Linked DNA regions of Homo sapiens: region 2 is linked to region 1. A link is an interaction called in ENCODE POLR2A ChIA-PET data of the cell type or tissue named here. Cell type or tissue: HepG2. All regions are shown on one strand. Each heading gives the region's core, and the rest is flanking DNA. Links, peaks and the distances in the headings are about the cores only. Region 1 overlaps NOL4L (nucleolar protein 4 like). Region 2 holds the start of C20orf203 (chromosome 20 open reading frame 203).

What was found. ChIA-PET counts read pairs that join two places held together with the same protein. Peaks named below come from ENCODE experiments on the same cell type or tissue, not always from the same donor. Only the 100,000 strongest peaks of a DNase experiment are listed, where the experiment ranks them.
Region 2: POLR2A ChIA-PET joins it to region 1 with 5 read pairs; 3 of 35 experiments call an interaction of 5 or more read pairs at or near these places.

Annotation. Positions count from the first base shown.
Region 1 is chr20:32,514,400-32,530,215 of GRCh38, reverse strand. It overlaps NOL4L (nucleolar protein 4 like), which reads left to right. Exons shown (of 11, transcript NM_001256798.2): 2 at 2,303-2,458; 3 at 9,294-9,405. It overlaps LOC101929698 (a long non-coding RNA gene), which reads right to left. Exons shown (of 3, transcript NR_110619.1): 3 at 9,931-10,817. Among named protein-coding and RNA genes, the nearest start is that of NOL4L-AS1, 39 kb to the left of the region's middle. RefSeq lists a silencer at 2,748-2,921 and an enhancer at 905-5,685. In HepG2, for the core only: CTCF peaks have their summits at 7,130, 7,683 and 8,322 (motif pointing left); DNase peaks (open chromatin) are centred at 6,865 and 8,335.
Region 2 is chr20:32,671,577-32,687,392 of GRCh38, reverse strand. It overlaps C20orf203 (chromosome 20 open reading frame 203), which reads left to right and starts at 13,452. Exons shown (of 6, transcript NM_182584.4): 1 at 13,452-13,761. RefSeq lists enhancers at 2,793-3,292, 3,293-3,794, 5,175-5,773, 5,732-6,026, 5,774-6,373 and 7 more. In HepG2, for the core only: a CTCF peak has its summit at 5,728; DNase peaks (open chromatin) are centred at 2,632 and 5,806; H3K4me3 peaks cover 1,037 bases.

The DNA of each region.
Region 1 (15,816 bases), core at 3,804-11,803:
ACCAATGTGAACCTCTGGTTAGAAGTGTATTATAACTGTACATCCCAAATCCATATCTTTGCTGAGTAAAAAATTTTTTAAAAGTCTAACTGACCTATCATAATATTTGTCCCATCCCAACCCTGTCATGGCAGTATATGAAGAGCCCTGTAATGCTGGGCATTTACGGGTCAATAGTGAACAAGTTAGTCATTGATCAGCCCGTACAGATGGCCTGAGATGTCGGAGGGGGTGGGATACTCCCCAAAAGAGGTAAAATTGATTCCTGAGAGAGGTTAAGAGCAGAAAAGTCATGGAACTTTACAGCTCATCTCATAAATGAAGCTCGGGGAGGTTGAAGGGTTTGCCCATAATCTCACAGCGAGGAAGCTGGACCAGCAAGTGGCTTCTCCTGTACACACAGAGAGAGAGAGATATGTGCTATCTGAGACGTCCCACTGAAATGGGTTCTGACCAGGAAGGAAGCCACTGGCAAGAGGGCCTTGTTGGGGCCAGTGAGGTCACCTCCCAGGGTTACCACTTAGGGACACTGCCCGCTAGCTGTGGGGCTCGGGACCCCACATCCCAGATGCCCTTTGCCCCCCATCTGCTCTCTGCTCTTGAATGGGCTGCTGGTGAAGAGACACTGCTGTTCGGCCATCATGGTGTGTCGAGAAAGCTACTGGGTGAAACCAAGACCTGTCTGTGCCAGAACGTGTTGTGAGCGAGCGTCACCTCCCAGTGTGGCCTGTATTCTACTTGGACTACAGAGTCCAAGGTCTGAAGCCATCTGTGCCATCCACCAGCCACTGTACCTCAGGCAGGTCCTGACCCTAACAACCTCCGAGGGTTGCCCCGGTGTTCGGCTCTCTCATACCTGGGGGAAACATGGTGAACTGCAAAGCACTTCTTAATAACAATATCTAGCAATCCCTGTACTCCAGGCTCAGTGCCAAGTGCTGCACACACAACTCAGTTCTTCATGGGAAAGGGGCTTCTGTTATCCCCATTTTACAGATAAAGGGCCTGAAGCTCGAAGCACAGTAAGTGCTCGGGGTCACAGGGCCACTTCCATGATGGGGCCGTATTCAAACCATGGCAGAGTGTGTCCAAGTGACCCTGCCCAGCTGCCACTTATGACCACTCAGTCATTCAGTCATTATTTACTGACTACCTACTATGTGTCAGGCACTGTTGTAAGTGCTGGAGAGAGCTGAGAAGGAGCAGGCGAAGCCCACATCCTCTTGTTGCTGACATCCTTGAGTTGGGGTCCTTTGGGGAAGAATTCTCTTGGAGATGTGTCTTTTGGGCACTTTTAGAGAAAAGCCTGCTTCCTTTCCCCTCAAATTCCCTCCATATGGCTTGCTCTTGATCTTCAAAGCCCCCTAACGTCCCCACAGACTCCCCTGAAGGAGCTGGTGGCTGACAGCCTAGTGTCTCTGGGTCTGTGTATCTCCCTTGTGAGGACTGCCTGCACGGAGCAGTTCCCCAGCAGTCCGTTCCCTTCCGGGCCCTGGCCTCACCCCCAGCCTCCTGCCCTGTGGTTTCCCTGCAGCCCCCTTTCCTGCTGGAGGGGAGGGCAGGCGTCAGCCCCACAGCTGTTTGCTATTGAAGGACCCGTCTTGCTCCTGGCACACCTAGTCGGGCCAGCTGACACCACTCAGCCAGCCTGATAAGAGGCTCGGGGCCCACGGCCGCCCCGTTCACACGGCCCTGCCACCTCCTCGTGGCCTCGTGCCTGTTATTCTGTACATCTCCACACACAAAGGGCCCGGGTGCCGTTGCTGGCGCTCAGCTGCTGGAGTGGGGAGGGCAGGCAGCCGCGAAAAGCTTTTCAGAAAGGCCAGGGCGGAGGCAGGAGTCACCCAGGTGATCGGAGCTGTTCCCCCGGGACCCCAGCCCAGGCCCACAGTGAAAGGTTACTGCTAATTGGCGAGCTCCTGATGGGGCCGCATCTATTTAGCACTCCCCCCTCCCCAGAGACTTCCAGGATGGTCTTGGCACAGCGTGTGATTCAAGAGCTCCCCGCCCGAGTCTGGCACAATCTGTCTGAAATTGTGAACATGGAGCCTCTTGGTTTTTTAATTTGTATTTTCGTTGTCGCCGTTCTCTGCCCATTGTTGCTGGTAGATTTCATAGCTGCAGCCACCCTGACTCTGGCGTCCCCCTCCAGGGAGCCCCCTCGGTAGGCTCCCTCCCCTCCCCACCCCAAGACCCACTGTCGGAGGCATTGCCCGTCCTGACCCCTTGCCCCGGCCTCAGGGCCCAGTTCTCACCCCGCCATCATTCCTGACACTAACACAGCTTGTCCACCCTGTCGCAGGGGGCAGATGGCCTGTCGGAGCCAGAGGGCATCTCTCTGAAGCGGGTCGCTGTGGTGGAAGATTTCTTTGACATCATCTACTCGATGCATGTGGAGAGCTCAGCGGAGCCAGGCAAAGCCCCCAAGCACGCTGGGCAGAAGAAAACCTACCGAGCGGTGAGATTTCTGTCTCTTTGCCTCCACTGGCAGCCCCAGGCCTTGGCAGGAGGCCACGGGCTCCGCACATGTTGGGCTTGGGGGGCGGGGCAGGGAGCTGAGGCGTGATGAAACGGCCTTTGGGGATCTAGGGGGGCACAGGGCAAGGGCACGGCAGCCAGAGATGGCTCACAGGGCGAGGGGAGGGAATCTGTGGTCTGAGCACAAAGGAAAAGCAGGTTGAAGGGGGTGAGAGGGAGGGAAGGAGAGGGATGAGGGCAGGAGGCGCCCTCCTCTTCCCCGTTTCTGCTTCACTTGCTCCCACCCGACACCACCCCCAGCCCCTTGCAGCCTGTTCTGGGGCTGGGGTGCTGGGGACAGATAATAATCAGAGGAGCAAATGCCTTCATGGCATGGCATTTACTGCATGCCAGGCCTGTCCTGAGCTCTTCCTATGTGTGAGCTCATCCTGTGAAGTCAGGACTGGGAGTTCCCCAGGGGAAGTCGAAGGACCTGCTCCCCACCCTCCAGGAGATCACAATTGGATTTGGGGTGGGGAGGCTGAGAGCAAAAACAAGATACATGAGAAGCAGAAATGTCTCCAAGGCTCGCTTTGAGAGAGCAAGAACCCAGGCTCAGGGGCATTTAGCACAGGCACCGCCAGACACAGATGAGCCCGGGGGACTGTGTGGAGAAGGTGACACCTGTACTGGCATTCTACGCTTTGGGGAGGCATAAGGGCAAAAAAGGCAACCTAGGGGCAGGAAGCATCACAAATGCCAGGGAGGTGGAAATAGATGGGACTGGCCAGACCAGAGGCCCCTCCTCACCCTGCAGAGGGGCCTGCCTGTGTTCTGATCCATCTCCTGCTGACCCACATGTGGGCCTATCCACAGCTCATACATAGCTCTGAACCATTTGTCCAGTGCCCAGGGAAGCCAGTAAAGCCAAGCCCTTCATGCTCATTCAAGCCTTGATGCAGTCCTGTGACCGAGGCACTGAGGACCCATTTCACAGTTAAGGAAACTGGGACCCAGAGAATTGGGTCACTTGTCCAAGGTCAGACGGCAGCTGAGTTGCAGTCAGCCAGTGTCCTCCATGCCGACTTTCTCTGGAGCTTCTAGAGATATGCCCTTCTGTGGCTGGGCTTCCCCACCCAAGGCAGATGTGAAACTTCCCACCCCAAGTTCTTTGTATAAATAGCTTTGGACTACCGTGGAGGTGGCTGTAAAGTCTATAATTTCCCCTTATGGCCCATCTTTTTTTTTTTTTTTTTAATGCAACCATCCGGTTAGTCCTTGTCCTCAGAAAATGGCTTTTGCCCTAAATGGATTTTAAGGATGGACCCATGTGCCAAGAGCCTCAGAGAGGCAAGGTGTCTGCCCAGGAAGGCAGGAGATGGTGATGGTCTCCCCGCCCCTCCTGCTTCTCGGTCTGTGTGCTTTGGGAAGTGACTTGTGGGAAGGGAGTTCTGAGGGTATTTCCACCAGAGGATCATAGAAGAAGGAAGAGGCACCCAGGCTGGGGCCCACATGGGCCCCTTGGCACTGACAAGACCACATTTTCTCAGCATTAAATTTACCATTGTGGGTGGGGCATGGTGGTTGACACCTATAATCCCAGCGCTTTGGAAGGTTGAGATGGGAGGATTGTTTGAGCTGGAAGTTCAAGACCAACCTGGGCACCATAGCAAGACCCCTTCTCTTAAAAAAAAAAATTGGGGCCAGGCGTGGTGGCTCATGCTTGTAATCCCAGCACTTTGGGAGGCCGAGACAGGCAGATCACTTGAAGCCAGGAGTGTGAGACCAGCCTGGCCAACATGGCAAAACCCTACCTCTATTAAAAATACAAAAATTAGCTGGGCATGGTGGCGCATGCCTATAATCCCAGCTACTTGGGAGGCTGAGGCATGAGAATCACTTGAGCCCAGGAAACAGAGGTTGCAGTGAGCTGGGATCATGCCACTGCACTTCAGCCAGGGTGACAGAGTGAGACTCTGTCTCCAAAAATAAAAATAAAAAATATATTAAAAAATTCAGGCCTAGTGGTGTGTGCCTGTAGTCCTAGCTGATTGGGAGGCTGAGGCAGGAGGATTGCTTGAGGCTGCAGTGAGCTATGATTGTACTACTGCACTCCAGCCTGGGTGACAGAGCAAGACCCTGTCTCAAAAAGAAATAAATAAAATTCACCATTGTGCTGAGCAGTCAGCATGTGCTCTACACCAGCACTTCCTACACATGTATGAAGGTTGCATGCATGAAGCAGGTGCTGTTGTTACCTCCATTTTAAGATGAGAAAACTGAGACTCAGAGAAACACATAACCTGCCTGAGGTCAGTCAGCTGACATTCAGAGCCAGGCCACCCACCCCAGAGCCTGTGCCCTGACCACCACACATCCTGCCTCTCTGCAACCCTCCTGTGGTCAGCTAGTAAGCCCTATGACTTGCTGTTGTCCAGGCGGATGGGCTGGAGCCAGCTGGATCATGTGGTTTCCCTGGCCCCTTCGGTGTCCAGCATCAAGCCTCGTCCACAGGCACTCTTTGGGCGGTTTAGGAAGGCAGGGGTCTGCGGCCTCCATGCTGTGGGGAGGGCAGGGCTGAGCTGGTTCTGCCAGCACTTGCATCCCTGGGCCAAGCGGACATCCAGCCCTTTGCTCTGCACTTCCTGGCTTCTCGTCCATATGCCTGCCGCGTGCCCCACTTCCCGCTGCCCAGCCTGGAGCTGGCACATGACTGGCACTGAGCCAGCTGAGCTGCACACAGAGCTGGAATTTCAGCAGCAGGGCCAAGGCTGAGCTGAGCAGGCCAGGGCCCTCCTGCCGTGGGTGTGAGGCCGAAGGGGCTGGCACACCTCCCTCCTCCCCTACGTGCCTCCTCTCCTTTTCCCCTTCTCCTCCCCATCTGTCACCCTTCTCATGCCACCCTTTTCCTTTTTTGGGGGCAGGGGGTGGTGCCTGGATGCCTTTGTGCCCCTCTTCATCTGCTCCCATTTTCCTCGACCCATACCTAGCTCTTCAGCCCCACTCTGCAGACACGAGGCCCCCACCCATCCATGCCTGTGGAAGGAGCCCCCAAGGAAACCCCTGCTGATGGCTGCAGAGGGGCACAGCCTGGCATCACGGGGTACGCATCAAGCTCCTGGCTGAGGACTTTTTGGATCTATCTCTGTGTTTTGCCAACGCTGAATCCTCAGACTGCCTGACAGTCTCTAGGGCACAGGGCCCCTCTGGATTTTTCCAGGCCTAGGAGGGTACTATAGGAGTTAGGACTGGCAGGGCGGTGGCAGACTTTTTCAGTGCACTAAATGAGGCGTGTTATTTGGTAGGGAAAAGAGCTTTCTGGCATCTACTGCTGTCCACCCGTGGATCAGATAGGGCAGGCAATGAGCTTTCTGAAACTGGAGGTATTCGAGCTGGAGTTAGATGGCCATGTGCAATGGATAATGCAGGGATTCCCATTTCGAGTAGGAAGTCCCTGTCTCACTTAGCTTCTCAGTGTGACCTGAGGTGCAGAGGATCTCGGAGGTCTCTCCAGCACCAGGGTTTGAGGAAGGCTCCAGCTGGTTCTACAGAGTTTCCTGAACTCACACAGAGGGCTAGTCCTTTTTCCAAGGGGCCTTCCTGCTTTTCTGATTTCTGCACCCTTCTGGGTTGGAACAAGCCCTTTTGCTTCCTTTTTCCCTCCCAGGGTGCTGGTAGGTCAGATCGGGTTCCACAGTCCGGATCTAGCTGCCCAGGCCACTTTGGAGTTGGGGCCAGATGTGGTCAGCAGCTGCTCCAGGCCCACCACGTGCTAATCCACCCTCAGGGCAGAAGGAGGATCTTGTAAAGTGGTGCAAATCCCCCCAATTGGCCTCATCTGTCTTTGTTGGCCTCTGAGTTGGGGAGTGAAATGGGGCCTTGCAAGTCAGCGACTCTGCAAATAGCTCCTGCTCTCTCTGCCAGTGAAGTCCCTGTTTTTTACCACCAGGAAAAATGTGAAAGGCAAATTCACATACGGGACTCAGTGTCCAGGCAGGAGGCCCGGGGAGCAAGGCAGCAGGCAGCCCAGGGCAGCGGAGGGCAGTTGGGCAGGGACAAGGGTCCTGGAACTTCCCCTCCTTAGACACAGCAGCTCTGTCTTTATCTGTTTCATGTTTTGGGCTTCAGTGTATGAGTCTATTTCTAGAACAGGGTCTGCAGCTTAAATCTAAAACCATCTGAAAACCACCATCCTATTAACTAGAGCATCTGCTAGGATTGTCCTCCTGGTTTCGACTCATTCTGTGGTCCTGTGGCCTTGGGCATTCGTGCACTCAATCAGAAATGGAGGTCCCATTTCTGGTCCCAGGCAAGCCAGGAAGATGAATCAGAAGATGCCTGCTGAAGGTTGCAGGGGGAGGGTTTGTCATCCTCTATACAGGTCCCTACGGCAGTGCAGAGCTGGGCTGGACTCTGCGCTTTATTGACTCCCCAGGGAGCTCTAAGCCAGGCTTGCAGACAATCCAGCCTTGTGGGGCAGGGCTTCCCTCCCTGGCCCTCAGGCAGTTCCAAGGACTTCTCACCTGTCAGCCTTCTATCCTCCCCTTCCACCCATCAATGGGACCCAGGGCCAGAAGGTGTGTGCTCAGCACTCCCCTCCCTGTGGCACGCCAGCCAGCCTTTGCACACTGCTGGGGTCCCTGCCAAGGCCAGGATAAATGTGGCCACCACTCTACCCCTGGAGAGGGAGCCATTCCTATTCCCTCAGCTGGCCAGGCAGCAAGAAGGGCCCTGCCCATCCTGTGTGCAGCCCTCAGCAGAGCAGCCAGGCCAGGAGGACCCCCTGAGCCCTTTAAAAAATATTTCTCTGCCCATTGGCAGGTGAGCAGGCAAGCTTTGGGTAGCTTAGTAGGGCTGCCCTCATGGTAGGGACCTGGCCCTCTTCTCCCAGCTGACTGTGCAACCCTCCCCCGGGCCCTCCACTGAGCTCTCCTGAGGCCTGACCTAGGGTGCCACGTCTCAGGGGAGCCGAGGGGCATCTGTCGGCCCAAGTCAGCCACAGCCCTCTGCTCTGCCTAGCACACGCCCTTCCCTCCTGCACACTTGCTCCTGCAGCTGCCACCCTTCAGCCAGACATCTCTCTCCAGACCCAGCTGGCCTGAGAGGAACGTGCCCCCAGACTTCCAGGCAGCCCTGGGCTGCTCTGCTGAGGGCTGCACACAGGATGGGCAGGGCCCTTCTTGCTGCCTGGCCTACTGAGGGCACAGGAATGGCTCCCTCTCCAGGGGTAGAGTGGTGGCCACATTTATCCTGGCCTGGGCTAGGGATGAAGCTCTCTGTGTGCATGGCAGAAAAGCCCCATCCCTCGGACCTGACACCTGACAAGGACCAGCTGCATCCCTGATGTTGCTCTCCCATCCGCTGCTCCAGTCAGAGACACTGGGGTTTGCCCTTGTCCCTGACCTCCAGAGGAAGGCAATCAGACAGGGAATTTGGAAGGGAGATAACTCATCAAGGAGCCTGCCTGCTCCACAGAGCATCAAATCAGCTGAGAAATAACAATTGTGTCACCAAAATTAACTTCGCATTTGCAGCTGGCAAGAGTGGCCCCTGGACTCTGCCAGTGGGCTGAGCTGGAAGCTGTGCCTGAGCTGGTCCTCCAAGAGCCCAGCCACAGCCTGGGACACCCCAAGCCTTCTGCATCCCCCCACAACTCCACTCCCCAGCCCCGCCCTAGCCCACCTCTACCCTCCAGCCATCACAGAGATGGAGAAGGACATTCGTGCATTTCTAAAGGAGCAAACCCCTGCAGTTGCTGTGGGAAGGCGGGGCCAAGCGCAGCGCAGAGCAGCCCCTCACCCTTGGCCAACTTTCCCAGCCCGGCTGCGGGCTGCGGCGAGGACAGCGGAACGCTTGGGTGATGCTGCCCCTTAGTGGAGAGGTGCGGGAGGACCCAGGCTCCAGGAAGCACATGGAAAACCAGTAACTGGGCAGTCTCAGCCCAGGGAACCTGGGACTGAAGGGACTCTTTGGCCCCACCAGACAGCTAAATCAGGGTCAGTGGCTTTTCCAAAACCCAGAGCAAGAGGAAAGGGCTGGACACCTAGGCCCACAGCCACTTCTTCCCCACTCCCCCACCCAGCCCTTTTTTCATGTTCCCTCCCTTCTTTGTGTCTCTCCCCCAGCCCTCTGCATCCCTGTCCTCCTCCTCAACTAGGGGAGGCCTTCTGGAGGCAACTGTGGAGTGGTGTGACCTGGAACATGGGGTTTAGTCTGGCACTGCCTTGAAAATTCCTTGTGACCTTGGGGAGTCAGCTCACCTCTCCAAGCCATAGTTGCCTGGAACATGGGGGTCCTGCAGAGCCTGTCTAGTTTGAAAAGTCTGATGCCTGGTACTAGCCCTTCACAGCTCTTCCTAAGAAGGTTCTTGACCTGTCAGTGATCACAGGAGATGGCTTGTAGGACCTTTGGTTCTGTGTATGGGCCTGGGGCAGTGAATTTATCTGTGGGTCTCAGTCTATCCATCTCTAAGAGGGGAACTGCTCACCCTACGCTAGAGCAATGTTTGTAAGCCCATTTTTTTGTAGCAGCAATAAAATGTTCTGAGGAATGTTACTTATTAGAATATAGGTTAAAGACTAGATAATGTTTAAAGGGTTTGCTTTTTCAATTTTTAACCTCCTTTATTGCGATTTTTAAAACAAATGGTTTTCCACAAAAGTACTGTCTCATTGCCACAGCTGAGAATCCAGGACACCTGTCCCTTGCTCCTCAAATCCCTGACTTTCCTTGCAAGAGCCGAAGCACCTGCCACCAAAGCTCAGACCTTGGTGACCCCATGGCCAAGTTGCCTCCCCACAGATCCATATAACAAGCGAAGCTCTTCTCTCCTCCAGATCGCAGAGACCTATGCCTTCCTCCCGAGAGAGGCCGTGACCCGGTTCCTGATGAGCTGTACGGAGTGTCAGAAGAGGATGCACTTTAACTCCAATGGCCTGGAACCCAAAGGTAGCAGGGGTGGCGTGCTGGAGGGCTAGGGCGGGGGCCATCTAAGAGTGGACTGTCCCTGAAGACGCCAGCTTTTGCTGGCACAGAAAAGTGTCCAGCAGCTGTTGTTGCTAGTCCCAGAGGCCAGTATGGGTCCGTGGTGCTGCCCAAAGCGCCTTGTTTTGTTTCGTTTAACTTTTTTTAAATCTCAAATTTCACTTAAAAACCAACCATACAAAACAAAAAAGTGAACAACATGTTTCCCCTGCCTTGCAAGGCCCCGGCCAGCCCCTTTCCTCCCAGCCGGATTCCAGTTGGGAATGGCCAGCCTGCCCCGTTCTCAAAGTTCCATCCATGCCTCCCACTGCTTCTCCATGCACGAGGGTCTGGCCTGTACCCTCCCTGAGACGTGTGCATGCATCCTCCCACCCACATACCTGTTAATGATACATCTTCCCTGGTGCTTGTTTCCACCCTGTGCACACCCATGTGGCCTCTGATAAGTAAACCCACGGAGTACTGATGATAATTTTTTTTTTTTTTTTTGAGACAAAGTCTCGCTCTGTCGCCCAGGCTGGAGTGCAGTGGTGCGATCTCGGCTCACTGCAAGCTCCGCCTCCCGGGTTCATGCCATTCTTCTGCCTCAGCCTCCCGGGTAGCTGGGACTTCAGGTGCCCACCGCCACGCCTGGCTAATTTTTTTTGTATTTTTAGTAGAGATGGGGTTTCACCATGTTAGCCAGGATGGTCTCGATCTCCTGACCTCATGATCTACCCGCCTTGGCCTCCCAAAGTGCTGGGATTACAGGTGTGTAATCTGCACCCGGCCGACTGATGAGAATTTAAAATGACCAGGGCAGGCTGGGCACAGTGGCTCATGCCTGTAATCTCAGCAGTTTGGGAGGCTGAGGTGGGAGGATTGCTTGAGCCCGGGAGGTGGAAGCTGCAGTGAGCCATGATCATGCCACTGCACTCCAGCCTGGGTGACAGAGTTAGACCCCATCTCAAAAAACAATAAAATAAAATGCCCAGAGCACTTGTGACCACCAAAGGTGATCCCTTGGACTGACGTCCATGCCCTCCAGCTCTGTCCTGCCCAGTGAGACCAGCAAGGACCTCACTTCAGCACCCCCGCACCCCCTCAAACTGAACATCCCAGAGGCCTCCAGGAAATCTGGGGGCCCATCTGTTTGCAGGTGGCTTTGGCACATTGAGACGGCCCAGCACATTTGGCTGGTACAATTATAATGCTGCCCTGAGAAATGGTGCCCAGGTGGGCGATTTATCAGGGTTTCCAGGACTGCCTGGTGCATCATGCCAGCTCCCGGGCATCGGGCCTGTGGAAGTTGCTGAAGTCAGGCCCGAGGATGGAAACAGACTCGAATGAAGGGCGCGCCGTTTATCCGGGTGGCACTCAAGTAGCATCCATTGAATCTGGGGAAGGAAAAATCCACAGCAAAGCCTGAGCAGACAACAAAGGATTGGGAGCATGGGCGTCAAGCGGGGCTTTCTGCTTGTGTTCATTGTCCCTGACACACGTGAACGGCTTCTGACAGCAGCTGACTCACCAAATCCAGAGGCTTCCATGCCCTTGGGAGCCATCAGGCCACGGCTGTTTCATTGGGCACATGGGCCAACTTCAAAGCACGAGGGGCAGGAATGGATCTAGTTAATCCCTCATAAATGCTGGTTCCCATGTTAAGAACAGGGCTCCAGGGCTGCACTACCATTCAGCTGCTGTGTGTCCTGGGCAAGGGACTTCATCTTTCTGAGCCTCAGTTCCCTCATCTGTGAAATGGGGTTAATCAGAAGGCTGACAAGATATGGGTTAGTCCCTGTACCTGGCATTGGTGCAGGAAGAGAGAGCTGTGGCTGTTGCGGTTCCTGTTATAATGCTGGACACTCCCTCGATGCATGCCTGAGCCAGTGATCCTGAATGCTGCCACCCACGTGGGCTGCCCCTGGCCAGGCAGCAGCTGCAACCCCTGGGCCAAGACAGCATTTGGTACCTGCAGATGGGCTGGAGGGCTTTCCCTGCCCCACTCTCCACCCTGCCAGGGTTTAGGCCGCAGGGGCCAGGGGTGTGTGTCCTAGTGGTGACTGCCTGGTTCCTGCCCACCCATCCGCCTGTCCCCTCCCGTTCCTTTCCTCATTGTTTCCATAGCAACTGGCGGAGTCAGACACAGAATTGCTTGCCTGGAGGAACAGAGGCGAAGCCAAGAGGGGCTCCATTTGTGGGCTGCTCTGGGGTGTCTGAGGCGCCATCCGCTCCCCTCTCCTGCCACACATCCCACGGCAGTATGGAGGGCATTCCTCAGCTCCCTCCGCACTCCTCACTGATGGCTGCGAGGTCTCCCCATGCTGCAGGCTGCACTCCTCATCTGTGGGCTTCTGTGTGGCCAGGAGGGCAACGCGGAGCACAGCAGTGGCCTGCTTCCTCTCCTCGCTGGCTGCCACCACCACACCCCACCCCCAGGGAGGAGAAAGAGGCCAGGGAGCGAGGGAGCACACAGGCCAGGAGCCATCTAGAATATAAACCAGCGCTGAAGCCCATCTTTCCTGGGGCTTTCTTCAGGCTGGACAGAAGACTAGCACCATGCCCATTCTCACCCATCCTCCCCCATCCTCAGACACAATGCCATCTCTGTCCCAGGTAGCGGAGCTTCTCCTCGCAGGGAGAGGAGAAGACGCTGAGGGAGCAGGAGCCCGGGGAAGTGGCTCATGGAAGGGCATGGACTTGGAGTCAGGCAGGTCTGGTGTGCAGCCCTGTTCCCCACTGTGTGTCCCTCGGCAGGACAGGGAACCTCTCTGAGCAGTTCCTGATCATGACAGTTACAAAGATCCTATGAGGTGTTAGTCCTGGCTTACAGGTAAGGAAACTGAGGCACAGAGAGGTGTTGAGGTGAAATCATACATCCAAGCTCTCCCAGGAGATAGAAGTGCAGGCAGGAAACCATATTTTCTCATCAGCAAAGTGGAAGGAATGCCATCCTTTCAGGGTGGTGAGGGTGAGCCTATTGTGGAGGGCACCTGGGACGCAGCGGGTGCCTGGGGAGCATCACCCTGCCTCCTGCCTCCAGCCCGTGTCGTGGCCTACGGTGCCCAGACACAAGGCTGCCAACGTCCAGGTGGCCCAACAGAGACACAAGGTCTGCCTCTACCCAGGTAGGGTCAGATGTGGCCCCCAGCCCTGCCAGGCAAGCATGCTGGGTCCACACCCTGGACAGGGTTAGAAGGGAAAGGCCTGGTTTCTGGAAGCTGCCAGTGGAGAGTTTTGAGTCTGAAAGGCTCCACTGTCTGCTAAGTGGCCAGAGGCATTCGCCTCCTGGACCGTCCCCAGGTTCCCCTCCTCCTGCCCCCGCTGAAAGCCTGCAGATCCTATCTCTGCCCGCCATGCTGGCCACTGGATGCAGCTATAGCCTGCTGTCTCCCAGGCACCCCTGCATTGCCAGCCCTCCCTTCTCCCTCTCCAGCTGCTGGGAAAGCAGAGCCTGCACCAGCCCCAGAGGCAGACCCAGTGTTCCTGCCCCAGGAAGGTGGGAGGGAGCGGGGACAGGGGACAGGATGGAGGCTCCTTGAGGGCTGCTGGGAGAATGCCTGGCTTCCTGGCCTTATGTTAAAAAGAAAGAAAGGAAGTAGAGTGGCCTCCTTTGCTCAGCGGTCTCTCCCCAGCAGAGTGGGGGGGACCTGGACAGCCCCGTGCCCTCCCCCAGTGCCAGGAGCATAAACAAAGGAGGTGGCAGAGGATCAGGAAGTCTGAGGACGGGAAATTCCAGGACCTCCTGACTCCACACTCCTCTTCCACCAGTCCCTGAGGAATTGAGGACACAGCATGCAAAGTGGGTGTGACTTTAGACCAGCCCAGCTCTTGGGGAAAGGGACCTTTGGAGGCATGTCTCTGTTTTCTTTGATGTGACAAAATATTGTTGCATGGTTGCAAACTGGGAGTAGCCAATGGGCAGCAATGCTGACTCTTCCTCAGTAGGCAGGTTGTCCACTTGGGTCTCCACCCCTTCACAACCAGGCCCAGACTCCTCTGCGTGGTTTCCAAGGCCCTCCATGCCTGGCCCCTCCACATCCCTCCTTGCCAGCCTGGCCTCTCCCGGCTCTCACACTTGCTTGCTGTGGGACTGTGGGAAGGTTGCATAGCTTCTCTGTGTGCTGTTGCCTCATCTGTAAAGTCAGGGTATTACTATGAGCACCCACCTCACAAGGTTCCTGGGAGCCTCTAACCAGAGTGTGTGTGTGGAGCCCTAAGCAGGTGCTAAGGAGCTGTCAGCTGAGCAATAGTTCGTGAGTCCCATTCCGATTCTCTCTACGAAGCTTCCTTGAGCGACTCCGGGGCCCTCTCAGCTCTTCCTCCAGTGACCCTAATGGCCTCACGTCTGTCGCACCCTGCTCATCCTTCACCCTTGTTTCCTGAGCCTGGGGACTGCACCGCACACAGTTTCCTCACGTTCCCCACCCGGATAGCATGCACATCAGCACTCCTCGAAGACTTGCCAATTCAATGATTTACTTCCCCAGGAAGGAGATTTTTTTTTTTTTGCCACCTTTTGAGCTGGTCTCAGGCCTGGGATCTCTGTTTCCAAATTTGAACCCCCTGAGGCTGGCTGGTCTCACGGCCTCTCTGTGCCAGGCCCCCATCGTGCACACATCCTTCGACGCCCACCCCTGCCTGGAAGATCTTTCATACCTGTCTCTGGACTGAGAGTTCTTCGTGCTGTAGGTGAAAGCTTGTGAGCATCACCACCTGGTGTTCCCACGAGGAAATGAGGGTCACTCCCATGGTTGAGGTTTGCATTGGTTGATGAGTGCCATTGGCGCCCAGCTGCACAGGCCAGCAAACAACCTGGCTTGGCCCAAGCACCCACATCATTGATTATTCTCGAGACTGCATAAAACTAGGTCTAGTGCCTGGGCTGGTTTCCATTTTTCTTGGCAAAGAGATGTTGAAAGATCTCTCTGGGCTCTTGTTGTGCTTCTCTTGCCAGCAACCTGCTGGATGATTTAGGCTCCGTGACCCTTGCTAGCTCCTAGCTCACCCTTCTCCATGGCAACAGAGTCCAGCGGTGCCGCACTATCAGGTCATTTGTAGAGGCTCGAGTGTGGCACCACATGTTGACCATGGGCAGGGAGGGGGGCGGCGTGTCTCAGAGTCCAAGGAACCCACTTCTTCCTTGTTCACGTTTCCACCTGACCTTGTCCCCCATCCTGGCGTTTTTCTCACTGGTGAGCATCTGACTCTGCGGCTTCCACTGGCCCCTGCTCCGTCTCTTTCCCACTAAGCCCATCCTCTCAGTGTGCACCCACTTATTGAATCCAGAACACCTGGGGCTCCTCACTGCTGAAAAGCTTGCCTGCTTTTCTCCTCACCCTGGTGTGGTTGAGCTCTGACCTCCCACCCATGGCTCCATGGCTCATTTCCTCACCTAGAATGTCCCCTCCCTGCGGAGGTCCTCCCTCCCCCACAGAACTCTCATTCTGGAACTGCAAAATCAAGCATTTCACCTTACAGCAATGTAAGGTGTTCTCCGATGGGTTTAGGGGTCTGCTCGGGATGTTCCAGCTTCCCCAAGACCAGGACATCCTGCCTTCCTCTTCTGAGCTCTCTTGGCTTACCTGCAGGCACGGGAAGTGGTTTCTCATCTCTGGAGACACTGGGGTGGGAACAGGCCAAGGAAGACCTCTTCTCACGCCTCCCAAGGGTGCTGTCCTGGCCACTGTTTTATTTTTCCTAAGCCACACTGTCACTAGCTTTATTAAAGATACTTTCTCATGAACAGTCATGACACTGCAGTCAGGACAGGGGCGACCATCAGTAGAAGAACACAGCTCCCCGCCTCCGTGCCTCCCAAACCTAGACAATCCCTGCAACACCCAACGAAGGGCCGACCGGGGCCGCGAGAGTGCTGGGCGCCCTTCACACTCACCATGATGTCACACTCACCATGGTGCTTAACAGCTTCTCACCAGACAGCCTCCTCTTAGAGGAAACAGAAATGGCAGAATTCTCAGTCCAAACATCCACCTCTGAAAACAGGACCCACGGCTCTTCTGAGCGATACCATCTCAGTGTCATCACTAGACTGCCTGCCTGACATGTGGCATCCGACCCGGTCAATGTATGGGGCTAGGGTTTAAAACCCCACTGAGGTTAAGAAAGTCAAATCTAGGTTGACGGTGGGGTGGAAACCCATTTGAGTTTGGTATCGGTGCAGAGGATCCCTGCCACCCAACCAAGCAGAAGTCTCTCTTAAAAAAAGGAGGAGGAGGGGGTGGTTCCTTTCAGGCCAGTTTCTTAGCCATTCCATTAGTGACATTTACTTTTTTTTTTTCCTTGGGACGGAGTCTTGCTCTGTCACCAGGCTGGAGTGCAATGACATGACCTTGGCTCACTGCAACCTCCACCTCCCGGGTTCCAGTGATTCTC
Region 2 (15,816 bases), core at 2,525-10,524, 160 kb before region 1:
GCTCCTCCCACCTCAGCCACCAGAGTAGCTAGGACTACAGGTGCACACCACCATGACTGGCTAATTTTTAAATTTTTTGCAATGATGAAGTCTCACTCTGTTGTCCCGGCTGGTCTCAAACTCGGGTTCAAGTGATCCTCCCGCCTCAGCCTCCCGAAGTGTTGGGATGACAGGCGTGAGCCACCATGCTCGACCTAAATCCACCTATTATTGTTTATATTCATGGATGCACCAGTTCAGTGAGAATATGTTAGCCGCCCACTGTGTACCAGCCCTGGTGCTAAGCAGTGCGTAACCTGGAGGCTTGTGTCACCTGTCCATACCTTTGAGGTTCATCTATAAAATGGAGATAGTGTATCCTCTGAAGGTGATTCTGAGGACTGAATGCAGTGCCTGCTTCAGAGTTGTACATCATCACCTCTATCACTCATCATTGGGTGCTTAGTACTAAGCCTAAGCCATAGTACTGAGTACTTTTGGAGAAAATGATAAACCAAGCAAATTTATTGGTGGTAGGTAGCTACCCGATCCCCCTGCAAGTTCTACCCAAGACTAAATGAATGGCTAGACCAATGGTTCTCTTTAAAAAAAAAATTCTATTGGCTGGGCACCGTGGCTCACACCTGTAACCCCCGCACTTTGGGAGGTCAAGGCGGGTGGATCACCTGAGGTCAGGAGTTCGAGACCAGCCTGACCAACACAATGAAACCCTGTCTCTACTAATAATACAAAAATTAGCTGGGCGTGGTGGCAGGCACCTGTAGGTCCAGCTATTTGGGAGGCTGAGGCAGGAGGATCGCTTGAACCCCATCTCAAAAAACAAAACAAAAAAAAACCACTTGGGGCTGGGCACGGTGGCTCACACCTATAACCCCAGTACTTTGGGAGACTGAATTGGGCAGATCACTTGAGCCCAGGAGTTCAAGACCAGTCCGGGCAACATAGTGAGACCCTGTCTCAACAAAAAATACAAAAATTAGCCAGGTGTGGCGGCACACACCTGTGGTCCCAGCTATGTGGGAGGCTGAAGGGAGGATTGCTTGAGCCTGGGAGGTCAAGGCTGCAGTGAGTCATGATCACACCACTGCACTCCAACCTGGGTGACAGAACAAGACCCTGTCCCCCACCAAAAAAAAGGAACTCTTAGGCAACATACAGGAAATCGTAAATCTATGTAGCAAGGCTGTGAGTTATGGAGGAGGACGCTGGGTTACAGTGCCTGGGGAGGAGAGTTAGTGAGTCGCCAGAGGAGGTCCCTCTGCGTGGCTGAGCCCCACAGCGCTGGGTCAGGGCTAGGGAGTGGTCTGCTTTGCCCTGCTAGGCCCAAAGACGGGGAGTCTCAGTGTCTCCAGGCAGGCGTTTGGGCCACACTTTCCCTTCACATGGACTTTGTGTAGCAGGAGATCAATATGCTGCCTCTGGCCTCTTTGGAGAGGCCCGTTTACCTGCTGTTGACTAAATAAAGGCTTAGAGAGGCTTATGGAATAAGGCGGCTTTCACATCAAAGGGCTCTTACAAAACAGCCCGGTGATGAGTTAAGTACGAATGAATCAGAAACAGATGGACTCAATTTCCTAGAAAATACCCCTGGGCTTCAACAAGAAGAGGGAAAGTGCTCGGCCAAAGGCATTGTGGGTTTTTGCTGATCCTAAAATATGCTCGATGATTTTGCCTGAAATGAGCTGAGATGCTGGGAATATGTCGGCTCCAAGTCATGAGAAACTCTGGGCTGGAGCTCTGCCAGCACATCAGCTGATTTCCAGCAGCTCTCCAGCTCGCCTTGTGGGGCCTGAAGGAGACCCCACTGACTTGGGGCCACTCTGGGTTTGCAAGGCCTGGACAGAAGGTACTGGCAAGACCTTTCTTTCTCTCTCTCTCTTTTTTTTTTTTTTGGTGAGACGGAGATTTACTCTTGTTGCCCAGGCTGGAGTGCAATGGCGTGATCTCGGCTCACTGCATCCTCCGCCTCCCAGGTTCAAGCAATTCTCCTGCCTCAGCCTCCCGAGTAGCTGGGATTACAGGCATGTGTCACCATGCCCAGCTAATTTTGTATTTTTAGTAGAGACGGGGTTTCACTGTGTTGCCCAGGCTGATCTCGAACTCCTGACCTCAGGTGATCTGCCCGCCCCGGCCTCCCAAAGTGCTGGGATTACAGGCGTGAGCCACCGCACCCGGCAAGACCTTTTTTTTTTTTTCCTGCATCAGTTTCCTGATGATAAAATGCAGGAATCGTTTTCCTTTGTTTGTTTTTTTCTTTTGAGACTGCATCTCATTTTCTTGCCCAGGCTGGAGTGCAGTGGTACGATCTCGGCTCGTTGCAACCTCCACTTCCTGGGTTCAAGCAATCCTCCTGCCTCAGCCTCCTGAGTAGCTGGGACTATGGGTGCTTGCCACCACACCCGGCTAATTTTTGTATTTTTAGTAGAGACAGGGTCTCAGCATGTTGACCAGGCTGGTCTTGAACTCCCGACCTCAAGTGATCCCCCCCACCCCCCACCCTGGCTGCACAACAGCATTTGAGGAATGCTTGAAAAATTTCACTGTTAGGTCTCCAGCCCAGGCTCTTTAAGATGAGGATCTCTGATAGCAGAGGGGCCTGGCATCCTTGTTTGCAGAAGCTCCTCAGGGAGTTCCCCTGCATGGCCAGGGGTTCTCAGTGTTTGGTGCACATCACAATCCCCTGGGAGCTCTCCTTGCCCCAGCCTGGACCTGTGAAATCAAAATAGGATGGAATGGGTAGTGATTAGGACATCTGTGGTTTTTTTTTTTTTTTTTTTTTTGAGATGGGGCCTTGCTCTGTCGCCCAGGCTGGAGTGCAGTGGCGCAATCTCAACTCACTGCAACCTCTGCCTCCTGGGTTCAAGTGATTCTCCTGCCTTAGCCTCCTGAGTAGCTGGGACTACAGGCGTGTGCCACCACGCCTGGCTAAGTTTTTGTATTTTTAGTAGAGATGGGGTTTCACCCTGTTAGCCAGGATGGTCTCGATCTCCTGACCTCGTGATCCGCCCACCTTGGCCTCCCAACGTGCTGGGATTACAGGCGTGAGCCACTGTGCCCATCTGTGCTTTTAACAGGCTCCCTGGGTGACTCTGATGTGCACGTACGTGTTGAGAACCCTAGATCATACACTTTGGTTATATTTGCCTGGGCTTCTAATGGAGGTCTGGGTCCTGGTGGCTGCTTTGTAAATGCTGATTAGAGATTGGTAAGAAGGGGGAGACCCTCCTTATGAAGCAGCAAGTGTTTGAGGACCTCTGACACTCTTGGCTGTCCTCTTCACAGAGGAGAACAAAAATGATGGCAAGGCCGGGCGCGGTGGCTCACGCCTCTAATCCCAGCACTTTGGGAGGCCGAGCGGGCAGATCACTTGAGGTCAGGAGTTTGAGACCAGCCTGGCCAACTTGGCAAAACACCATCTCTACTAAAAATACAAAAATTAGCCAGGCGTGGTGGTGTGTGCCTGTAATCCCAGCTACTTGGGAGCTTGGGAGGCTGAGGCAGGAGAATCACTGGAACCTGGGAGGCAGAGGGTGTAGTGAGCTGAGATCACGCCACGGCACTCCAGCTTGGGCGACAGAGTAAGACTCTGTCTCAGAAAAAAAAAAAAGGCAACAGTTTATGGAATGTTTTACTGAATGTTCCCATCCACCATCAACAGGCCCCTGCCCTCTGGGAGTTCACCTGTGTGGTGGGTGGAACAGCCCTGCACCTGTGTTCCAAACTCCTAGCTCCAGCCTCACCCTGCAGTGCTCTTCTGAGCCTCTCTCTACTGAACATCATAAGAAGGAACAAATGAAGAAGAGGTGTTCTGATCGTGTAACTGGTTAACTTTGTGGTATGGTCAAGAGGATAGAAGGTGCTTGAGTGCTAGCCTAAGTGGTGCCAATTGCTTACAGTGAGAAGTCATTTAATTATTCATTTAACAAATATTTTCTGAGGATCTACTTTGTACCAGGCCTTGGGAACACCAGGGTGAGCAAAATCAACCTTGTGGGTTGACTCTGCCTGGGGAGACAGACAGTAGCTGGGTAAAGAAGTCCATAATGAACTTGTTCTGTGAGTTAGGATGGGAGCTGTCTTCATGCAGGGATAGGGAATAATGTGTGTGTGTGTGTGTGTGTGTGTGTGTGTGTGTGTGTGTGTGTGTTGTGGGAGGCGGATTCTTTTTTTTTTTGAGATGAAGTCTCACTCTGTGGCCTAGGCTGGAATGCAGTGGTGCGATCTCAGCTCATGGCAACCTGTGTCTCCCAGGTTCAAGTGACTCTCCTGCCTCAGCCTCCTGAGTAGTGGGGACTACAGGTGCGTGCCACCACGCCTGGCTAATTTTGAGACGGGGTTTCACCCAATTGGCCAGGCTGGCCTCGAACTCCTGACCTTGTGATCCACCCACCTTGGCCTCCCAAAGTACTGGGATTACAGGCATGAGCCACCGCACCCGGCCAGGGGGAGGCAGATTCTTAAAGTGGTCAGGGAAGGTCTCTGAGAAGCTGACAGGTGACCTAGTCCTGCAGGATGCAGAGGAGCCTGACATGTAATGATGGAAGACAGAAGGGAAGGCACGTGCAAAGGCCCTGAGGTGACAGCATGTTTTGTGAGTTTGAGAAACGACAAGGCCAGGGCGGCTGGTGAAGGAGATCAAGGGGGAGCGATATGAGGGCCGAGATCGCAGGCCCAGACATGCAGGGCTGTGATTAGGATGTAACATCTTCAGCAGGAGAGCAGCCTGCATTTTATCTCCCAGATAAGAGAGTGCATCAGGGTTTGAACGAAGGGAAGTAAGAATGACAATATGGGCCAGGTGTGGTGACTCATTCCTGTAACCCCAGCTACTCGGGAGGCTGAGGCGGGAGGATCACTTGAGCCCAGGAGATTGAGGCTGCAGTGAGCTGTGATGGCACCGCTGCACTCCAGCCTGGGTGACAGAGCAAGACCCTGTCTCTGAAAAAAAGAAAGAACAAGATGGAATGTTGTCTACATTTTAGGGACATGGACTTAAAGTTTTTTTTTGTTTTTTGTTTTTGTTTTGAGACAGAGTCTCATTCTGTCACCCAGGCTGGAGTGCAGTGGCACAATCTCAGGCTCACTGCAACCTCTGCCTCCCGGGTCCAAGCGATTCTCCTGCCTCAGCCTCCCGAGTAGCTGGGGTTACAGGCGCGTGCCATCACGCCTGGCTAATTTTTTGTATTTTTAGTAGAGACAGGGTTTCACCATGTTAGCCAGGGTGGTCTCGATCTCCTGACCTCATGATCCGCCTGCCTCGGCCTCCCAAAGTGCTGGGATTACAGGCATGAGCCACCGCGACCGGCCTGACATGGACTTAAAGTTTGACCTCACGTGTGACCTGTGTAAGTCACCACTGCTCTACGGACCCCCTTTGTGGGAGGATTGGCCCAGTTATCTGTGTCTAGCTGTGTGTCTAAGGAGCCTCTGGTCATCCACACAGAAACTGAACGTAAAGAGTGTCCGCCACGCACGTGGCTGGGACAGTGAGAACCTCTGGAAGCTGTGTCGCAGATGTTTGTTCATCATTGAGTGAAGTGGTTGCTCTTCTTGACTCTACTATTGTCCCCAGGGCAGGCGACCCGTAAATACTGATTGACGAAGGCCGAGCTGGCCTTATTTCACATCAGTCTCATTATTCTTCTTCCCAGGAGAAAGAGAAAGAGAAAGAGGTCTGCCCTGTACAGTGGCTGGGAGGAGGTGGGAGGGAGGCGGCAGGAGGCAGTGTGGCTGTGTGGCTGGAGACTCTGGCTGGTGAGGCTGGGCGCTGGGCTCTGGGCAGGTGTCATTTTTATGAATGATTTCCTGCCAGGTAGAGGAGCTGACTCAGCCGGCGGCCTCCCATGGGCTGGTGTGGGCCTGCTTTTCCGGAGCCCAATGCTAATCTGCCTGGGGCAGCTGGCTCTGGGGAAGGAAGGGCCTCCCACAGAGGGGAGGGCAACTGTGCATCTTAGCAGCTTTTCTCCCCCCAGAGCTTTTCTTAGCTTGTCGGGGTGGGCCGTGGGGAAGGGAGTACGACTCACCCAGTCTCCCCTCCCCCTTTTCGCTCCCTTTCTCCCTCTCCCCTCTCCAGCCTGCTGTCAGCCAGTTGCAGCTCCACTGCCTGCCTCATGCCTGCCTGCACTGCTTTCAGCAGATGTGTCTGTGGGAGCAAGTGAAGGCTCCCTGAGAAAACCCCTCCACCTAGCAGGTCTCTGCAGCCACCCCTGGAAGCCAGGAGGCTCCTGGGGTGGGCAGTGTTGGGGGTGGCAGCAGTGGGGAGGAATTCCACCTTTCCACCCATGCACCAGCTCCTGGAGCGCTCTCCCCAGAGATTCCTAGTGCTGGCTCTGTCATCTCCTCCAGGTCAGAGCAATCATTCCAGAGAGAAGCTCTTCTGTGCTTGTAGACAGTGTGGGAGGGTTTTCAGGCCTGTCTCAAAGCCCAGGCAGAAGATGTGTCTCTGAGCTTGGGTGTATTTGGCATCAGAGAGGGAAAGAGGAAGGGGGATTTGTGGAATGCCTGATCACCTTTTAGCCTTCAGGAATGCCTGTCTTCAGTCCCTTGCCTGCCTGGGGCCTTTGCAGAGCTCTCCATCCTGTGGACACCTTAGTTCATTGAATTCTTACATTAAGAAGCAGTTATTATTTTCCCCATTTTACAGATTAGGAAACAGGCCCAGAGAGGGAAATTCATTTGCCCAAAGTTACACAGCAACCAAGTAGGGGGATGTGGCTCCAAACCAAGTCTGCCCAGCCCCAAAGCCATTCTGTACACTTCCCTGGCTCCTGGAGGCAAAGCCTATGAAGAAGGTGAATGTGTAGGAAACTACTCTCTTGTCAGGCACCAGAAGAGAAGTGGGGGATGGGGAGTCAGGGGCTTGGGTCTAACCTGCTAACAGTCTTGGGCAGACTCTGTTCATCCTCTGTTCCTCTATGACCCCATCTATAACACGAAAGGCTTACATTGGGTGCTTCTTTTGGTTTTTGTTTTTGAGACAGAGTCCCACTCTGCCACCCAGGCTGGAGTGCAGTGGCACCATCTTGACTCACTGTAACCTCTGCCTCCCATTTTCAAGCAATTCTCCTGCCTCAGCCTCTGGAATAGCTGGGATTGCAGGCGCATGCCACCATGCCTGGCTAAGGCTGATTTTTTTATTTTTAGTAGAGACAAGGTTTCAACATGTTGGCCAGGCTGATCTTGAACTCCTGACCTCCGTCTCCCAAAGTGCTGGGATTACAGGCATGAGCCAACGCACCTGGCCTACACTGGGTGCTTTTGAGATCCCTGTTAGTGCCAACGTTCTTTCCTTCTGAAATGACCTCACCAAGGCCCAGAGTTCTGCAGGGGGCTGGACACTGGCATGCGTGGGCAATCTGACCTGCCAGAGCACCTTCCGGTGGCTCCTCTTTCACTCGCCCTCTGAGGCTTGCTCAGCTCAGAAAAGGAAAAGCGCTACTGGTTATCGGTGGGTGCTGAGCTGAGCAGGAAAAGCTGAGCCCTAATCCCAGTATTCCCTGGAAGGGTCTGCATGACCTTGGGCAAGTCACTAGCCTGCTCAAGAGAACAGGGACCATGTCCCACCTCCTGCCTCCATCCTAGGGGATCAGGGGAGATGATGGATGTCAGTGGGCTCTGGGATAAGCTTACAGAAGGAGGACCCTCCAGTTTCCTCTCCCTCAGGTGTTGATGGGATTGGGCCTGCTGTAATTATCAACACTTCTAAGCAATTTGCAGGCGGCTGCAGGCAGTGGGAGCTAAGGGGAGGAGGTAGCCTCTGGAGGGCCTAGAAAATCTTTTTGCTAGATTTAGAGCAACTGGGTCCAGGTCTCCTCCTCCTACCAGTCTTGTCTGCAGGCCAAGCCATGCCTGCTCCTGCATCCTGGTCTTTGTCTCTGAGAAGAGCTCTCACCCTACTAGCCCAGAGGGGGAAGGAGCAGCAAGGTTGCTGGTGATGCTGAAAATCAAGTTGAACGTCCTTATATGACAGCAGTTTGAACAGATCAGCAAGTTCAACCACACAGAGGTGCCTGGAAGCCCCTCTCAGTGATACCTAAGAGGGAGGTCTCTGGAACCAGCCTGCCAGTTTCTTCCCTCCAGCCCTACTCTTACTGCCTGGGGGCCCATGGGCAAGTCTCCCTGCCACGGTTTCCCCATCTCTGAAATGGGAGCAGTGGCAACTCCGGGGCTGGAGGAGTAAATGCAGCAAAGCATGTGTGTTTGGCACTCACAGTGAACCACAGTCAACGACAGCCAGCACCACTGGGGGTGGTTGCTGTCATCGCTGGCATTATGCCTCACCCAGCCCATCTCTTGCACTATGTTGGACACTGTCCCAGGATGGCGGCAACCATCTCTGTCCCCGACACAGTGCCCTGACAGGCCTTCCCATCTGAGCACCAGTTGCCTGCACTGCACTTCTTTTTTTTTTTTTTGTACACAGAGTCTTGCTCTATCCCCCAGGCTGTAGTGCAGTGGTGCGATCTTGGCTCACTGCAACCTCCGCCTCCTGAGTTCAAGTGACTCTCCTGCCTCAGCCTCCTGAGTAGCTGGGATTACAGGCACCCACTACCATGCCTGGCTAATTTTTGTATTTTTAGTAGAGACAGGGTTTCACCATGTTGGCCAGGCTGGTCTCGAACCCCTGACCTCAGGGGATCCGCCCACCTTGGCCTCTCAAAGTGCTGGGATTATAGGCATGAGCCACCATGCCCGGCCACTTCTATTTATTGTTTTTGAGACCGAGTTTCACTCTTTTTGCCCAGGCTGGAGTACAATGGCGCCATCTCGGCTCACCGCAACCTCTGCCTCCCAGGTTCAAGCAATTCTCATGCCTCAGCCTCCTGAGTAGCTGGGATTACAGGCACGTGCCACCACGCCCTGCTAATTTTTGTATTTTTAGTAGAGATGGGGTTTCACTGTGTTGGCCAGGTTGGTCTTGAACTCCTGACCTCAGGTAATCTGCCTGCCTCAGCCTCCCAAAGTGCTGGGATTACAGGCATGAGCCACCGCGCCCAGCCACTTCTCTCTTTCTTTCTTTCTTTCTTTTTTCTTTTTTTTTAAATAGAGACAGTCACTATTGAGACTGTTGCTCAGGCTGGCCTTGAACTCCTGGGCTCAAGTGATCCTCCCACCTCGGCCTCCCAAAGTGCTGGGATTACAGGTGTGAGCCACTGCACCCAGCCTGTGCTGCACTTCTCTATGCATATGTCTCACCGTCTGGATGGCAAATTCCTGGACTTCTGGGCTTCCAGAATTCTGATGCACCCCACAGCTGACACTGGCTGACATTGCTGGAAGGACATGTTAACAGTCTTAGAAGGGTGTGGAGGGGAGGCAGGGCTCCTCCCTCTGCACTACTCTGTGCTTTCTCCTCTACCTCTGGTTTCTCCTCAGAAGAGTGAGGAGCTGTGGTCATTTCACAAACCCTGTAACACTGGGAGAGGTGGAATGTGACTCAGACTGCCCAGGGAAAGAGGGGCTGCCAACCACGCCCTTCCTCTTTCCTTCGCACCTGCACGTCCTGAGCCAGTGGTTTGTGCTCCTCTGTGAGAGCTGATAAACTGGCCTATGGGGAGGCCCAGAGCCATTCCCCATCGCACCTCCCCAAGTGGGGCTTTCTAAAAGATCCCGAACCTAGGAGGTGCTTGATAAGTGATTGCTTGATACATGCTTATGAGGTGGGGTTTGCTTCTCCCAGGCACTGACAAGGTAGATAGTGCTGACAAGTAATAGCCTCTGAATTGCCAAAGGCGATGTCAAGCTTTCGCCATTAAGGTTTGAGCTAGAGGGGTACAAATTAGAGGTGAAACCAATGTGGGGAGCTGAGAGTCAGAGCTCTTTGGGGGCACACAGTGCTCTCAGCACTGCTGAGAACTCACATTTCTGCACGGACTCTTAGCAGTGAGGGCCAGAAAATGCAGTGGGCCTGAATGAGATGCACGTGCTGCAAGACCAACTCTGCTGGTTCAGTTAACACTCAGGGAGCCATGTGGTCAAGGGCAGCATCGGGGCCTACATCCTGGAGATACCAAGATCCAATTAAGCAAGTGTTTATTAAACACCTACAATACACCCGGCCCTGGGCCTCTGAGATGGAGATGATGCCGTCTCTGCCCTGGGTAACCCCGGGTGGACACATGACAGACACTAGGTGATTAAGAACCATTTGAGGCCGGGCGCGGTGGCTTATGCCTCTAATCCAAGCACTTTGGGAGGCCGAGGCAGGTGGATCACTTGAGGTCAGGAGTTCGAGACCAGCCTGGCCAACATGGTGAAACCCCGTCTCTACTAAAAATACAAAAAATTAGCTGGGCATGGTGGTGGGCACCTGTAAATCCCAGCTACTCAGGAGGCTGAGGTAGGAAAATCGCTTGAACCCAGGAGGCGGAAGTTGCAGTCAGCCAAGATTATGCCATTGCACTCCAGTCTGGGCGACAAGAGCGAAACTTCGTCTCAAAACCAACAAAAAAAACGGGTTCCTTTGTTCCACTGCGAAGAAGAGCAGTGCAGGCATCCCATGCTCAGATGGGAAGGCCTGGTTCCTGGGGTGGGTGGCACTTAGGAAGCGAGCATCTAACTAGTTGCAGGGCCATGTGCAAGTCACCAGTTTCCATGCCTCGGTTTCCCCACCTATCATACAGTCCTGCATGATCCAGCCTCTGTTTCTCCTCTTGCCTCGTGTCTGGCCAGCCGCTCCATGCCTGCACTCCCTCTGCTGCTCCGGCCTCCAGTGGCCTCCCAGGCTAACACCTCCTCATTTGTCACATCTCAGCTCAAGCATCATCTCTAGGAGGCCTTCCCTGGCCACCTGGCTCTGCATCCTCTCACACCCCATCATGCCTTATGACACTTGACATCACGTGCAACCGTGTATTTATCTGTTGCTCTTTTTAGTGGCTTTCTCTTCTTGGCCCAAAGCCTGGCACTGAATAAATATTTGTTGAATGAATGAATAAACTAATGAATGAACAAATGAGCAGGTGTGCTGTGGGACTCAGATGACCCCACAGCTGGGACTCAGTGCCCTGGGAGTGGAGGGACACAATGTGTTCCTAAGCCCATGGGCCAGAGTCAGGGAATCCCACATAGAAACTGGCTTCCCCTGGGCTTCCAGAGGCTGCCAGGGAGCATCACTGCCTTAGGCCTCCCGCCCGGAACAAGAACAGGCCTTCCTGGAGCCACTATTGTGGTCAGCATTGTTGTGGTCCTTGCTGCCCTCGCAGCTGTGCTCCCTGGAATTCCCAGGTGGCTGTGTGTGTGTGTGTGTGTGTGTGTGTGTGTGTGTGTTAGTGGGGTGGGCGTGGGGGAAACCTGGAGCCCTGACCCTGAGGCCACCTGCCTCAGTGGGTTGGACAGGGAGGCTTCTTGAAGATTGACCCCCAACCTGAGTCTCCCCAGCGGAAGGGGAATTCGGCTGGTGGGGAAGGTGGGGGAATGGGCGTGGCGTATTCTAGGCTTAGGGATCCCAGGGCTGCGGGAGGACAGCCAAAGCTGGAGCGCCAGTCGTGCAGGCCAGAGCTGATGGGGCTTTGCCTACCATGCCAGGTGCTGCTTCTGGAGGGTGGGGCAGGGGGAAGGATTTGAAATGAGGTAGCAACAGCACAATCAGAATTGTGTTGTTCAAAGGCCTTCCTGTCACGGGGAGAGGATAGGCCACCACAGGTTCTTTCCTATCTCCCTCTTTCCCCTCCAGACCTTACCCCTTCTAAAATGGAGGCATTTTGTTTGTTTTCGCTCAGAACCCAGTTCCTCATGAACTGTCATTGTAAATAGACCGGAGGCCAGAACAAAGGAAGATTTTTTAAAATTATTTTTTCCTCCTTTAAAGACTAGCTTAATGAGAACTGCTGACATGGGGTAAAGTACAGCACGCCCAAGCTGAGAGAGGTGTGGGGGTACCCTAGACTGGGAAACTGAGGCCCAGGGAGAAGCACTGCTGGGCAAGGAGCATCCCTCTACATCCCAGGTGGGGTGGGCGCTCCACACACCAGTGTGATGGGAAAAGTGGAGGTGATGAGTGTCCTCACCTGGGCACAGCCTGGCCCTCATGAGATGGAACGTGCAGGGAGCCTTTTGGGGGAGGGTTCAGGAGGAGAACTGGGTGGTTTGCCCAGGAACTCAGAAGGAGTATTCCCTAGGCGGGTGGGTAGCGTGTGGAAGGACACCTGAGGCAGACAGAAGACACAGAGACCCAAGGGAGAAGGAAGAACGGCTGGGTTTAGAGACGTGGACGTAAGTGAAAGGGCAGAGCCAAGGATGCAGCAGGACAGGAGGGAGGGGGTTAATAACACACTTGAAGCCCACGGTCCAGGTTTGATTTCATTTAACTTAGTTTACTCTGGACCCCTGAGTCTCTCTCAAATTTGAATGGCCTTTTTTTCCTTTTGAAGGGGGATTCTTTAGGAGGAAGGGCAGAGAGGGCACCAAGCAAGTAGATACTGTCTCTAATAAAAGTTTTGGTCATGGCCAGGCGCAGTGGCTCACTCCTGTAATCCCAGAACTGGGAGGCCCGAGGCAGGAGGATTGCTTGAGCCCAGGAGTTCAAGACCAGCCTAGGCAAAATGGCAAGATCCCTATCTCTACAAAAAAAAAAATAATAATACAAAAATTAGCTAGGCATGGTGATGTGCACCTAGTCCCAGCTACCTAGGAAGCTGAGGTGGGAGGATTGCTTGAGTCTGGGAGGTCGACGCTGCAGTGAGCTGTGATTGCACCACTGCACTCCAGCCGTGGTGACAGAGTGAGACTCTGTCTAAAAAAAAAAAAAGGAAGTTTCGAGGGTGAGATGAAGTAAAAGACTGGAATGTTCTTGAGACATTGGGCTAGAGATTGTCATTTGTTTTTGCTACTTAAATCCAGGTGCTCTGGGCTAACCTGATTGGGCCCCTGATGCAAAAGCGCCTCCTGGTGGGTGGTTCTGAAAACACTGAATACTTTCCTCCCCCTGCCACCCAGTAACAATATTAATAATACAAATACAGCATTTTTTTTTCCCTGCAGAACAAAATTCCTAGAAGCTGAAGGGCTGAGTTGCTGAACATGAGCATTTTACTTTTAGGCAGATTACATCAAAGTCTCTTTCCAAAAAGTTGGCACCAATTGGCACCCCATTTTTGGTGCATTTAAATATTAAACACCAAGATGAGACTGGATGGATCCCTCTCCTGAAATGTCCTGTCCATAAATGAAAGAGCTGGGGCCAAGCTCACGGTGGCTCACGCCTGTAATCCCAGCACTTTGGGAGGCCAGGGTGGGAGGATTGCTTGAGCTCAGGAGTTCAAGACTAGCCTGGGAAATATAGGGAGACCCCTGTCTCTTAAACAAACTTAAAAAAAATGGCTGGATTAAACGACAACAACAGTTTCAGGGACCCAGTCTTTTCTGAACAGTGTCTCCCCCGCTCAGCTCTCACAGATCATTGAGGTGGGCGGGGTTAGACCCATTGACAGTTGGACCTGCAGGGCCAGGTCACATAGCCAGTGGGTCTGAGCTGACTTTTCTTCCCAAGCCTGTGTGATCCCCAAAACCCTTGGCTGCCCCCACTCTGCCCCCCGCCTCCCAGCCCTTCCAGCTGCAGCCTTTTCACTCATTCCACCACCACTCAGCTCTGAGTGGCTACGCTGGCGGGCTCTCTGCTTTGCGTCGGAGACATCACAGTGAGCAAAGGCAGATATGTTTTATGTGCCCTTGAAGAATCTCCCAGACAAACGTGTCATTGCAGTCGGAGCCAAATGGCCGGGGCAGGTGGCACAGATGAATGCCGGGCAGAGGAGCCTGCAGGTGGGTGGAATGCAGCCTGTCTGTGCTGAAAGTGTGGGGTGACCCTGGGGTTTTAAGCAGGGGATGGTGACCAAAAAAGCCAGCAGAAAGACCAGTGTGTGGTTTTGAAGCTGCTGCCCTAGACTCCCTGTGCCTCATGTGTCCCTTGGAGCTCCACCTGGGTCTCTGTGCCCACGGGGCTGCGGTGAGGCTCCCCGAATGTGGGGACCGTGTGGCCGTTGAGCCCATCTCCGGCAGCTATGGCTGAGGCGCCAGCCACTTCCGCCCTGTGCTCTCTCTGTGGTTGGCTACGGGGGCTGAGACACCTCCGGCCAGTCTTGAGGGGAGCAGGAGGAGGCTGCTGGACTGTCCCCCATGGCAGCCACAGGGCCTCTTCACTCCCTCCTGCCTCTGTGGCTCCAGGGGCCCAGCTCAGCCTCTTCCTGCCGTTTGTACCAGCCCTGGGGCTCCTCAGGAGGGCGGGCTTGTCGCTTGTTCCCCCAACCCTGCAACCCCTCCACTTCCTCTCCTCACCCGCCCCAGGGTGTGAGGTGGGACACAGAGAGATGCCCAGCCCTTACTACCAAGGAGTCTTGGGTCTTGAGGGGGCTTCTTTTATGGCCACTCATTTCAGCCCCTAGATCCTGCCAGTCCCATATTCTTCACTCCCTGAGGCCTTCTGGCTCTCAAAGCCCGAGTCTAGTGCCTTCCTACCAGCCATCTTCACCAGGCCCCTCTCCTATGCTGGGTCTGTTTAGATGCAGGGGCACAGGGAGTAGGAAAAGGTCTCTGCTGCCGGAGCCCACAGCCCTGTGGGAAGACAGCAGGGCCAGGTGGCAGTCAGGGAGAGAAGCACTTTTCTGGAACTGTGTGAAATGCTGTGAGCTTGGGGGAGGCAGGGGAGGGAGTGGGGAGGGTAGAGGAGGAAGAGTCCCAGAACAAAAAGGCCTGGTGTGGTGAGAAATTCAGGAGGGAATAAAAGGGAACAAGAGCAAGAAATAGAGACAGGCACACTGTGGTTCTTGGTTTTTCCCACAAAACTAAAGCTATTTAAATTGAAGAAGTATTTTTTTTTTTTTGGAGATATTGTCTTGCTCTGTCACCCAGACTGAAGTGTAATGATGCAATCATAGCTCATTGTAACCTTGACCTTCTAGGCTCAAGCAGTCCTCCTGCCTCAGCCTCTTGAGTAGCTAGGACTACAGGCATGCGCCACCACACCCAGCTAATACATATGTATGTATGTATGTATGTATAATATATATGTAATATATTTTATGTGTGTGTATTTATTTTATTTTATTTTATTTTTTTGAGACAGAGTCTTGCATTGTCACCTGGGCTGGTGTGCAGTGGTGGGATCTCGGCTCACTGCAACCTCCATCTCCTGGGTTCAAGCGATTCTCCTGCCTCAGCCTCCCAAGTAGCTAGGATTACAGCTAGCTACTGTAATAGCTACTGGGCGCCCACCACCATGCCCAGCTAATTTTTTGTATTATTAGTAGAGATGGGGTTTCACTGTGTTGGTCAGGCTGGTCTCGAACTCCTGACCTTGTGATCCGCCTGCCTTGGCCTCCCGGAGTGCTGGGATTACAGGCGTGAGCCACTGCCCCGGCTCCTCTTAAATTTTTAAGTGCACGCTACAGTATTGTTAACTATAACCACAATGTTGTGCAGAAGACCTCCGGACATTTTTATCTGTGTGACTGAAACTCTATACCCATTGAACAGCAACTCTCTGTTCCCCACTCCCCCTCAGCCCCTGGCAACCCAACCCCCATTCTACTATTTTTTTTTTTTTTTTTTTTTTTTGGAGACAGAGTTTCACTCTTGTTGCCCAGGCTGGAGTGCAATGGCACGATCTCGGCTCACCTTAACCTCCAACTCCTGGGTTCAAGCAATTCTCCTGCCTCAGCCTCCCGAGTAGCTGGGATTATAGGTGTGCGCCACCACGCCCGGCTAATTTTGTATTTTTAGTAGAGACAGGGTTTCTCCATGTTGGTCGGGCTGGTCTCAAACTGACCTGAGGTGATTTGCCCACCTCGGCCTCCCAAAGTGCTGGGATTATAGGCGTGA